Regions from separate parts of the Homo sapiens genome. Here region 2 is linked to region 1. The links are chromatin loops, found by intact Hi-C in ENCODE. Cell type or tissue: tibial artery. All regions are shown on one strand. Each heading gives the region's core, and the rest is flanking DNA. Links, peaks and the distances in the headings are about the cores only. Region 1 holds the start of NHP2 (NHP2 ribonucleoprotein). Region 2 holds the start of B4GALT7 (beta-1,4-galactosyltransferase 7).

What was found. Peaks named below come from ENCODE experiments on the same cell type or tissue, not always from the same donor. Only the 100,000 strongest peaks of a DNase experiment are listed, where the experiment ranks them.
Region 2: a loop joins it to region 1, with 4 times the contacts of the local background. A loop is called at or near these places in 25 of 110 quality-filtered maps.

The regions. Positions count from the first base shown.
Region 1 is chr5:178,149,212-178,156,974 of GRCh38, forward strand. It overlaps NHP2 (NHP2 ribonucleoprotein), which reads right to left and starts at 4,674. Exons shown (of 4, transcript NM_017838.4): 1 at 4,447-4,674; 2 at 4,280-4,349; 3 at 1,677-1,782; 4 at 252-627. The coding sequence starts at 4,606. The coding sequence ends at 502. RMND5B (required for meiotic nuclear division 5 homolog B) reads left to right here. Exons shown (of 11, transcript NM_022762.5): 11 at 1-1,357. RefSeq lists an enhancer at 1,741-2,242. In tibial artery, for the core only: no CTCF peak of the experiment used is centred there; DNase peaks (open chromatin) are centred at 4,000, 4,790 and 5,320; H3K4me3 peaks cover 1,957 bases; H3K27ac peaks cover 2,192 bases.
Region 2 is chr5:177,597,202-177,601,285 of GRCh38, forward strand. It overlaps B4GALT7 (beta-1,4-galactosyltransferase 7), which reads left to right and starts at 2,931. Exons shown (of 6, transcript NM_007255.3): 1 at 2,931-3,059. The coding sequence starts at 3,010. TMED9 (transmembrane p24 trafficking protein 9) reads left to right here. Exons shown (of 5, transcript NM_017510.6): 5 at 1-41. RefSeq lists enhancers at 2,084-2,183, 2,384-2,563 and a silencer at 2,744-3,283. In tibial artery, for the core only: a CTCF peak has its summit at 3,039; a DNase peak (open chromatin) is centred at 2,877; H3K4me3 peaks cover 2,138 bases; H3K27ac peaks cover 2,010 bases.

The DNA.
Region 1 (7,763 bases), core at 3,231-5,730:
GTCTGGGCCCCCTGCCTTACCTCACAGCCCCCATCTACCCTGGAAGAGGGAGTTGAAAATGCTGGGATAGCAGCAGGATCAGTTCTCAGCTTGAGCCAAAGCACCCGGCCCTGGGCAGCTGAGCATCAGCACAGAACCCTCTGAGTCCTTTGGGCTCTCTGCTGAGGAAGACTGCTTCACTCTTCCCGCCCACCAACTCGCTGGCCCAACCAGCAGCTGCTGCTTAAGAAAACACCCACAGACTCACCACATTTTAGTCTTAGCATTTACTTTCCCCACCCCACATTCTTGGAACAGCCTTTAGTTCTACAGGAAATGGCACTGATGGACAGAAGACTAGCATTACCTTCATGAAAGGGCTGTTAGAGCTGCCTGGGAAGAAGGCGTGCCTTGGGGAACTGGGAAGATGCCGTCAGTGTGGGTGGGCAGGAGGACAGCCAGTCGTCCTGCTGCCAGCCCAATAGCTTCCAGCGGCAGGTGCCCAGGTGCTACCGGAGCCCCTCATAGGGGTAGGGGCAGGGACTGCACCTCCTCCAGGCACTCATCGTAAGCCTCCTGGTACTCCTCATGGGGCTTGACCATTATCACACAGGTGGGGCGCTTGGAGCCTGCGGCTGCACCCAGGTCCTACAGAGGGGAAAGAAGTGCTGTTTGGAAAAAAGCTGTACAACCTGTATGCCAGGAAGTCACCAACTGATGACCCACCAGCCTAATCTGGCCCACAACCATGTTCTGTTCGGTCCATGTTCTATTTAAAAGCATCTTGAATTGGTTGCCATCATTTAAACTCAATCAGACTTTGAAGGCATGGTCCAGCCACACAGGGCCTACATTCCCACATGGCAACTATGAAAGGGCTCCAGCCCAGCAGGGGCTGTCCCGGTCCCTGCCACCCCCACTTCCTGTGCCTCAGATCTGGCCCCTGTTACGTAAGATAAGGACAGCTACAGGTCCCTCTGAGCCTAAACCCACCTAACCGGACTAACATGGGTGAAGCATCTTAGCTTACAAAGCTCTTTCACATACATCTATCTCTTTATTCTCATAGTCCACAGATAACTGACTATTTGGTTCTTACCATCAGGCCAAACGGTAAGTTCCTTCAGAACAGGGCCTCCTGCTTTATCCCAAGAAGTGATACTGTAGGTACCCAAGATCCACCCCCAGCCTCTATTTTTTTTTTTTGAGACAGGGCCTCACTCTGTCATGCAGTCTGGAGTGTGGTGGTGTATGATCATGGCTCACTGCAGCCTTGAACTCCTGGGTTCAAGTGATCTCCTGCTTTAGCCTCCCAAGTGGCTGGGACTACAGGCATGTGCCACCACACCCAGCTAATTAAAAAAATTTTTTTTGTAGAGATGGAGTCTCACTTTGTTGCGCAGGTTATTCCTGAACTCCTGTCCTCAACTGATCCTCCTGTCTTGGCCTCCCAAAGCACTAGGATTACAGGTGTGAGCCACAGCGCCTGGGCTGGGATTCCCACTTTACAAGATGGGAACTGAAATGCAAGAAGTAACATATCTGTAGTCCCAAAACTAAGAAGATGTGGAGCTGAGAATCCATCCAGGCCTGTCTTAGCTCCAACACTCCTGGCTCTTTCCCACACTCTCCTGCTATGGCAGACTATCCCAGACACCCCAGTGCTGAGCAAGGTCAGGGGGCCACGTGCTCCTTACCGTCTTAGAGGGGATATAGACATAGGGCAAATTTCGGTCCTCACACATGACTGGGAGATGGCAGTATACCTCAATGGGCAGTGTGTCTCCTGCCAAAACCATGATCCTGAAATGAGAGAAAACACTGTCATCTCTGGCTTGCTCCTTCCTTCTTTCAGTTTTAAGTGCTGCCCTGGGCTGGGTCTTAGGGATAGAGACAAAATTGTGTTTGGTGAGCACACTATTTGGGGGTGATCTCTACCTCTTGGCAACATACAGGTGCCACCAAAGTGATGTAGTGCTCGGACAGGTGAAGTACAGGATGGGTGCCAAGGTGTATGAGCTCAGCTCTCTTTGGAGAGTCAAAAAAGGGTTCAACCAGGAGGTGACACTTGAACAGCACGCTGATGGATGACTGTGTGGCAGGCAGCCCACGGAGGGGCTGGGGCGGGGGAGAGCATGTGGTGTGAGAATCAGAACGGCACCAGACACAGCCGAGAGACTGGCAGGGGACACCCCCAAGACCTTGAGTACCAGGCTAAGAAGCATGGGCTCTGTCCCAAGAGTGACAGTGAGGCAATGAAAGCTTGCCAGAGACTCAGCCAGGGTTCCTAGCTGGCCAGGTGTCAAGGCTGGGGGGCAAGGGCCTCAGGAGCCTAAGACACAGAAGGAAAAGTCTGCTCTCCCATGCTGGATAACAGGCGGACACACAAGGACAGAGCCCTCGGCTGAAAGAATGCTTCCGCACTCCTAGTGCTCCTCTGGGCCCTCTGCTGGCTCCCCTTCTGTTAAGCGCCTTTCACTGTGAGTGTTCCTCACAGCCTTGTCCTCGGCTGCCCTCTCCTCTCAGGACCTTCTTCCTGGCTGACCGGAGCCACTGCCATGGGGTCAGGTGCCATCTATGTGCTGAAAACTCCCAGATGTACTATCTCCAGCCTGGCCCTCTCTCTTCCATGCTCCAAACCCCTATAGCCATCTGCCTGTTTGACAGTTCTCCTGGTGTGGGGCGGGGTGGAAGTCATGTGTCTCTACAGCACCTCAAAAACTTACCCAGACCCAAATTTGTGATCTTTCTACACAAATCTGGTCCCCCTCCACTGTTCACATCTCAAGATTGGGCCCTCTGTCCCTCCAGCTGGGCATGTCAGAACCTAGAAGTCGTCAATACCTCCCCATTCTCCACATCTGAAAGTCCTTTCAAATCTGTCCCCTTTAACTCTGTCTCCACCATCACCTCTCCAGGACTACAGTAGTCTACTACCTGAACTTTCCCAAACCTACTCGTACCTCTCTAATCCTTTCTTCAATTGTCAGAAAAATCTTAGGGTGTAAAAAATAATAAAAATTATGTCACTTCCTGGCTTTAACCCCTAATAGCCTCCAAAGTGCTGAGTATAAAAACTAAATTTACTGTGTCCTACAAGGCCCCCTAAGAAGGTAGCACTTCTGCTCACCAGACCCTCTCCTGCCCAGAGGCCCACTCTTTCTTCTGGCAGAATCCTCCCACCCACCCCCCAATTAATCCCTGTGTCTTAAGACCTCAGCTCAAATGTGACTGCTGAGGGAAACTTCCCCAGATGCGCCCTCCCCAGCTAGGTTAGATGCCGTTGAGCATCAAGTCTGCCCAACATTATTGATCTCTTGAGCACCTACAGTTTCACTTCTTGGGATAAAGCAAGGAGGCCCTGTTCTGAAGGAGCTTACCATCTGGCCTGAGAGGGTGATAAAGGGAAGAAAAATGTAAACAAGGTTCAAACTTTGATAAATGCCATTAAGAAAAGTGGGGTGATGAAGTTATCATTGCACTCTGTTATTTTCCTTCATGGCTATCTATCACAACGTGTAATTAGTTGTGTGTGTGTCATTATCTGATGAATGAATGTCACTGTTTCCCCCATAACACAGTGCCTGAAAAAGAGTACATTCAATTGTTAAGGCTGCCAGGCGCGGTGGCTCATGCCTGTAATCCCAACGCTTCGGGAGGCTGAGGCAGGAGGATTCCTTGAGCCCAGGAGTTCAAGACCAGCCCGGGCAACATGGCGAGACTCCTCTGTCTCTGCAAAACAACAATAACAACAGCCAGGCGTGGCGCAAGCCGGTGGTCTCAGCTATTCGGGAGGCTGAGGTGGGAGGATCGCTTGAGCCCAGGGGGACGAGGCTGCAGCGAGCTGTGATCGCACCACCGCACTCCAACCTGGGTGAGAGCTAGACCCATCTCAAAAACAAACAAAAACGTTAACGTTCAGTTCCTTAAATACAGAGCCGGAGAGGGGTCATCCCTAGGACTGAGATTCAGGGCTGAGAGGATTAGGGCGGGGGCCGGAGGTAATCTGAGGCAAGGAGCGGAGCCCGGGGAGGAGGGTCCCTGAATTAATGAAGGTGGGTTTACTCTAAGGGACTTTGCTTACACAATTCGCTTCACTTTGGAATTCACTTTGAGCTGGTATACGTGGTGTACCGGTATTGTCGTACCGGTATTGTACCAAAGGGACTTTACCGACTGCTTGATTGGCTTCTGTATATGGGGCTAGGTCAGAGTTAACCTTTTTACTGCGCGCCTACTAAGTAGAGATTTCTCCGTTAACGTTTAGAAATGCAAAATCCAGAGGAAGGAAGGTTCTTACCCTTTTTCTCCTTTGTTGACAAATTTCTGAACCTCTTTCACCCCGCGCCGAATCTGCTTCTGCTTCACCGCTGCAACGACAGAAGAGTCGGTCGGGGGCCTCGCTCAGCCACCCGCGCACCCATCCCACCCGCGCACCCATCCCGGCCACGCCGCCGTCCGCCTCACCTTTCTTGATGCATTTGTAGAGCTTCCGCGTGAGGCGGCGAGAAGCCAGGGGCTGCGCGATGGGGTTCTGGTTGACCAGCAGCTCCTGGTAGGTGCGCTCCCCGGAACACGCCTCCGCCTGAGCCTCGGGCCCGTCGGGATCTGCCTTTATTTTGGTCATCGCAGCGGCCGCTGAAACCTAGTCCCAGGGAGGCGAGCCCACGCGGTCCACAGCTTTAGGCATCACTTCCAGGTCATCAGCTGCGCGAGAAGCCGCCGTACAACACGGCCAATCAGGAAAGGAAGTCTCCGACTCAGCCCAATCGTTGACGCCCAGCTTCGTAACTACGGAGAGCGGAGAGGGGCGGAGTCATGGTCCTTAAGGCGGGGCCATCCCCGGACCAAGGGACTGGGCGGAACCGATTAGGGCGGAGCGGAGGGAATGTGAGGCAAGGGGCGGAGCCCTGGGAATCGGGGCCGGAGAGGGCGGGGCTCTGGGTGCTGGAAAGGCTGCCTCGTTTTTTTTCTTTTTTGAGGCAGAGTTTCGCTCTTATTGCCCAGGCTGGGGTACAGTGGCGCAATCTCGACTCACTGCAACCTCCGCCTCCCGGGTTCAAGCGATTCTCCTACTTCAGCCTCCCGAGTAGCTGGGATTGCAGGCATGCGCCACCACGCCCAGATAATTTTGTATTTTTACTAGAGACAGGGGTTCTCCATGTTGGTCAGGCTGGTCTTGAACTCCTGACCTCAGGCGATCCGCCCGCCTCGGCCTCCCAAAGTGCTGGGATTACAGGCGTGAGCCACCGCGCCCGGCCTAAGGCTGCCTCCTTTCTTGCATAATTTTTCTTTGTTTTCTGACCCCTGGACCCGGCTGCGCAGGTGTGAAAGATACAGAGCAAGGGATGACCCCACTGACCTGCGTCTGCACCGCTTTTCCACAGATAGCGTGTGGCTCACTCTCATCCCGCAGGGTTCCGTTTCAGTGTTTCCCATGGGAGAGGTTTCCCTGGTGATTTTATCTAAAATTGCCGTCCCCTCTCTCTCCAAACCAGCATCCCTTCACCCGCTATTTTCCCGCAGTTCTTACCATTGCCTGACGCTACACATGCAGAGGGCCTAGCCGAGAAGCCAGCCGGGGCTGAGGGAAGGACGGCTCCAGCGAAGCCGGGAACAGCGGAGGGAAGGCTTTGGGGACTGAGCTCCCTGCCGTGCAGGGTGAGAGCTATGAGGAGCTACCCTTTGGACGGGTCTGTAGAAGGTAAAGGGACAGAGCTGCCAGGGCGTGGGGGGCGGTGGCAGGCCGAGATCCAGTGGATCTTGGTATCTCTGATTAGCCTCTTCCACTATATTTTGGAACTCTGGATGGATATTAATTAGATAATCGCTGCAAATTACTAATTTGTAATACTAATTACCTTTGATCCTGATGTGGCAGGCCTGCCATTTTTGTGTTGCTGGAACAGGCCAGTAAGTAGAAACTTAGAAGTGTTCCGGTAGTTGTGGGTGGGAACACAGGTCAGTTAAACCAACTTAAAAATTGGCCTTTCCCGGGTGTGGTGACTCGTGCCTGTGGTTCCAGCTACCCGGGAGGCTGAGAGGGGGCTCGCTTGAGCCCAGAAGTTAGAGGCTTCAGTGAGCCATGACTGCACCTGTGAATAGCCACTGCACTCCAGTCTGGGCCACCCAGGAAAATCTTGTCTCTAAAACAAAACAACAACAACAAAAACCTTGTAACTCTGAACTAAAGTGCAATAAATTTTGTTTTGCATTAAATAAAAACAAATAGGCTGGGCGCGGTGCCTGTAATCCCAGCACTTTGGGAGGCCGAGGCGGGCAGATCATGAGGTCAGGAGATCGAGACCATCCTGGCTAACACGGTGAAACCCCCGTCTCTACTAAAAATCACTCTGTCCAGCAGAGTGATGGAGAATTTCACTCCTGAGAACCCAGTTCAAACAAATTCAAACAAATGGGCTCGCTTGACTGACCTCACTCAGAGCCTCGGTTGTGAAGTCCCTTCAGCTCTTACATGGAAGGAAAAAGAAAGTTAACATTTATGTGGCGAGCATATTATATACAATATCTCATTCAGTGCTCACCAAAAAATACCTCTATGGTAAAGGTAAAGACTTTACCATCCTTTTACCAGGAATATATAACTTTATATTCACAATTTACTGACACACATAAAGATGAATAGTTTGGTACAGCTCACACAAAGCTGGATTTGAACCCAGGTCCACTTGTCTCCAAGCCCAGACTTTACCCATACCTGTGATTTGACATTTGACTTCAGCTCAAAAGGATACGTAAATAGTGAAAGTGTAGGAACCTCAGCTTGGCCCAGGTCACACGTGTCTGCATTTTGAGCCATAAGACAATGAAGTGCTGAGAACAAATATGTCTTCAGAAAACCACAGTGTTTTCTTTTTCTTTTTTTTTCTTTTTTTTTTTTTTGAGATGGAGTCTCGCACTTTGGCCCAGGCTGGAGTGCAGTGGCACCATCTCGGCTCACTGCAAGCTCCGCCTCCCAGGTTCACGCCATTCTCCTGCCTCAGCCTGCCAAGTAGCTGGGACTACAGGTGCCCACCACCACATCCGGCTAATTTTTTGTATTTTTAGTAGAGACGGGGTTTCACTAGGGTTTCACCGTGTTAGCCAGGATGGTCTCGATCTCCTGACCTCATGTTCTGCCCGCCTCGGCCTCCCAAAGTGCTGGGATTACAGGCATGAGCCACCGCGCCCGGCCCCCTTTTTTTTTTAAGACAGAGTCTCCCTTTGTCACCCAGGCTGTGGCATGATCTCAGCTCACTGCAATATCTGCCTCCCAGATTCAAGTGATCCTACTGCCTCAGCCTCCCAAGTAGCTGGGATTACAGGCACCCGCCACCATGCCCAGCTAATTTTTGTACTTTTAGGAGAGATAGGGTTTTACCATGTTGGCCAGGCTGGCCTCGAACTCCTGACCTCAAGTGATCCACTCGCCTTGGCCTCCCAAAGTGTTGGGATTACAGATGTAAGCCACCGCACCTGGCCTGTTTTCTTTTTTTGTTGTTAACACACTGTGTATTTCTTATCTTTTTTTTTTTTTGAGACGGAGTCTCGCTCTGTCACCCAGGCTGGAGTATAGTGGCCCCATCTTGGCTCACTGCAAGCTCTGCCTCCTGGAATCACGCCATTCTCCTGCCTCAGCCTCCCGAGTAGCTGGGACTACTGGTGCCTGCCACTACACCTAGCTAATTTTTGTTGGTTTGTTTGTTTGTTTGAGACAGAGTCTCACTCTGTCGCCCAGGCTGGAGTGCAGTGGCACGATCTTGGCTCACCACAACCTCCACCAC
Region 2 (4,084 bases), core at 1,585-4,084, 550 kb before region 1:
GGAGTTTGAGACCAGCCTGGCCAACATGGTGAAACCTCATCTCTACTAAAAATACAAAAAATGAGCCAGGTGTGGTGGCGCATGCCTGAAATCCCAGCTACTTGGGAGGCTGAGGCGGCAGAATTGCTTGAACCCAGGAGACAGAGGTTGCAGTGAGCCAAGATCACACCACTACACTCCAACCTGGGCTACAGTGAGACTCTGTCTCAAAAAAAAAAAAAAAAAAAGGCCGGGAGCGGTGGCTCACACCTGTAACCCCAACACTTTGGGAGGCCAAGGCGAGCAGATCACGAGGTCAGGAGATCGAGACCAACCTGGCTAACATGATGAAACCCCATCTCTACAAAAAAAAAAAAAAAAAAAAATACAAAAAATTAGCCAGGCGTGGTGGTGGGCGCCTGTAGTCCCAGCTCCTTGGGAGGCTGAGGCAGGAGAATGGCGTGAACCCAGGAGGCGGAGCTTGCAGTGAGCCGAGATCACTTCACTGCACTCCAGCCTGAGCAACGGAGCAAGTCTCCATGTCAAAAAAAAAAAAAAAAGTATTTTTAAAGAACAGCTTTAAAAGTGCAGAAAAATTGTGAAGACATTTTCCCTATTAGTAACATCATGCATTACTTTATCCAGACTTCCTTAGTTTTTACCTACTGTCCTTTTTCTGTTCCAGGATTCCACATCACATTTAGTCACTGTGTCTCCTTAGGCTCCTTTTGGCTGTGACAGTTTCTTAGACCTTCCTTGTTTTTGATGATTCCTTGACTGTTTTGAGGAGTACAGGTCAGGTATTTTGTACGATTTCTCAGCTAGGATTTGTCTGATGTTTTTCTCATGATTAGACTAGAGTTGTGGGTTTTTGAAAAGAGACCACAGGCTGGGCATGGTGGCTCACGCCTGTAATCGCAGCACTTTGGGAGGCAGAGGCAGGCGGATCACCTGAGGTCAGGAGTTCGAGACCAGCCGCCAACATGGTAAAACCCCGTCTCTACTAAAAATACAAAAATTAGCCAGGCGTGGTGGCAGGCGCCTGTAATCCCAGCTACTCGGAAGGCTGAGACAGGAGAATTGCTTGACCCCGGGAGGCAGAGGTTGCAGTGAGCCGAGATCGTGCCACTGCACTCCAGCCTGACTGACAGAGTGAGACTCTGTCTCAAAAAATAAATAAATAAATAAAATAAAATAAAATAAAAAAGTAGAAAAGAGATCAGAGTTGAAGTGTCATTATCAACATGGCTCTTAGCTGGATATCACATTTAAAAATTAGATAATTTGGGTTTTCATTTGAGATCTGATTTCTTGAGAGTGTGAATCTGACAATCTGAAGTAGAGCTTCATCCTGATATAGTAACAGCTAACCGGATGGAGTGGTCCCCTTTAGATGGGCTGTGCATTGACCACGGTTCTGGGGTAGGATGCAGTGCCCTGGGGGAGTCAACAGGAAGGGGAATGGGTGGATTATATACTTCCAGGTTTACGGGGTAAAGGGGTTACTGGGAATGATTCATTTCCCACCCACGGTGAAGTTCTCTCTGGAGCAGAGTGATTAAGATCATAGATTGTGGGGAAGAACAAAACAAAAACCCCAAACCCATAGATTTGCAACCAAACTACCTGATTTGCCTCTCTGTGCCTCAGTTCTCTCAATTTTAACTTGGGGATAAGCACCTACCGATAAGGACTACGTGAGATAACCCTCATGTAGTAAGAACTATTAACAATGACTGGCACATAATAAGAACTTAATAGATGTTTGCTATCTATTAGGAAACTTAAAAGTTTGCCTGGAAGAGCAGAGGAGGTCAAGTCTAACAATTGCCGCTTTCTTTCCCCAGGTAGGAGGCTAGTAGGAGGGGTGGGGGGGCTGGGGGTGAGGGGGATGGTTAAGTTCCCACGGTGACGGGGCAGATATGGGAACTCAGTCTCCTATTCCCTTCTTCAGTTCTCAGCTCCACCAAAGTACCCTTTTCCTGGATGACAGCTGTCATTTATATGGCGTTGAACTGTGTGCCTAGCGCTGCACAAGTGTTTGCACTTTCTCCTTGAATCCCCACAGCTACCATATAGAATAGGAGCCATTGATATACCCAGGTGAGGAAACAGATGCAGAGATGTGGCTTGGTCAAAACACAGCTGAATTGGCAGAGTCTAGTTTCTTTTTCTTTTTCTTTTCTTTTTTTTTTGACGGAGTCTCGCCCTGTCACCCAGGCTGGAGTGCAGTGGTGCGATCTCGACTCACTGCAAGCTCCGCCTCCTGGGTTCACACCATGCTCCTGCCTCAGCCTCCCGAGTAGCTGGGACTAACAGGCGCCCGCCACCACGCCCGGCTAATTTTTTGTATTTTTAGTAGAGACGGGGTTTCACCGTGTTAGCCAGGATGGTCTCGCTCTCCTGACCTCGTGATCCGCCCGCCTCGGCCTCCCAAAGTGCTGGGATTACAGGCGTGAGCCACCGCGCCCGGCAAGCAGAGTCGGGTTTCAAATTCAGTCAACTTGTCTTCAGGGCTCGGCTCCTAACGCCTGCGCGGGCTGTCAGCTGAACTCAGCGCCGAGCCGTGAGCTTGGCTTTGCCCCTCCAAGCTTGCGCGGAGAACGCGCCGCCTGGGCCGAGACGGGGACCCCGGGACGCTCCCGCCTCCCCTCGGAAAGAGGACGGAGATGCAGATTCTCCCCGAGCGTTGGTTTGGGAGTCTGGACTCTTAGGTCCAGTCCCAGCCCAGTGATTTGTTGGGAGGCCCTGGGCCTCTGGGCTTCAGTTTCTCGGGCTTCCAGGCGGGTCCCGGGGCGGCTAGGAAGGAGCCGCCCAGAGAGGGAGGCGCGCCCGCGCTGCTCGCAAGCAGAACCTTGGAGGCGGCGGCTCCGGGAGCTGGCGGCGCGGCCGGAGCGGCGGACCCGGCGGACCGGGGGGCGGGGCGGACAGGCCTGGGCGGAGCGGGAGGCGGAGGCGCCGCGTAGGCCCGGGAGGCCGGGCCGGCCGGGCTGCGAGCGCCTGCCCCATGCGCCGCCGCCTCTCCGCACGATGTTCCCCTCGCGGAGGAAAGCGGCGCAGCTGCCCTGGGAGGACGGCAGGTGAGCGGCGGCGGTGGGCCCGGGCCCCGTCCTCCCGGGCGCCGCTCCCTTCTCGGCCGCCGGCGGAATCTGGGAACCCGAGGCCATCACGTCTCCATGTCTGCGGGTTTCTGTGAGGGCGTGTGGTTCTCCCTGTGGGTCCCTGGCGCTCTGTTCCGGTTTCTGTCTGTCCCTGTGGGTCTCTGCCTCCCCCGCCCCCTCTCCCTTTCCGCGGCACTCGTCCTTCCCCCAGCACCTTCCCCCCGGCCCGTGGGTCCGTATTTCTCCATTGACTTCCCTTTGTGAGTTTCTGATCCCCTCTTTGCTAGTCTCTCTCGTTATGTGTTTCGTTGTGTCTGTGTTTCTCCACCAGCCTCCCTCTATCTGCATGCGGGTCTCTGACTCCGCTGACCTCTCACCATGGATTTGTGTTTCTCAATTTGTCTCTGATCCCTGAGGACGTGTATTCCGTTTCTCTGGTCTCTGCCTTCCTCATCACATCCATATAGCCTCAGACCCTACCCTTCCTCCTTAACACTTCCCCCCATCCTTCGCAGGCCACCAGCAGAACCCACCAGACAGAAGCTCCGTGCTCTGCCTGGCTGGTCACTGCCTGGCACGTACTAGACACTCCTTATACACGCATTAGTCCATTTCCTGTGCAGCTGTATTGGCCCTACGTGAAAGATGCGAGCTTGGCCCACACCTTAGCTAATTTTGTTTCTCACTAAAGCAGAATGGGGAAAGCGATTTGACTGCCTCCATTCGTGGGGCACTTGAGATGTGTCCCTGTAAGTCTTCTCACAGAACACATGACTGGATCTCCTCCTCGTGAATGACACCTCATTTCCTTCATGTTTCTTAAGTCCGTCAGGTGCCATAAGATTCTGGAATTTAGTGGCCACAACTTGTACTTTTGGGGATTTTTCAGACTTGGTGTTGAAAGGGGAAAACAGGAATATAATAGAAAGCGTGGACTAGCGTTCGACCTGGGCAGGAGTCCTCCGTAATTATGTGAGCAGAGACCCCTGCATCTGTCCGACCGC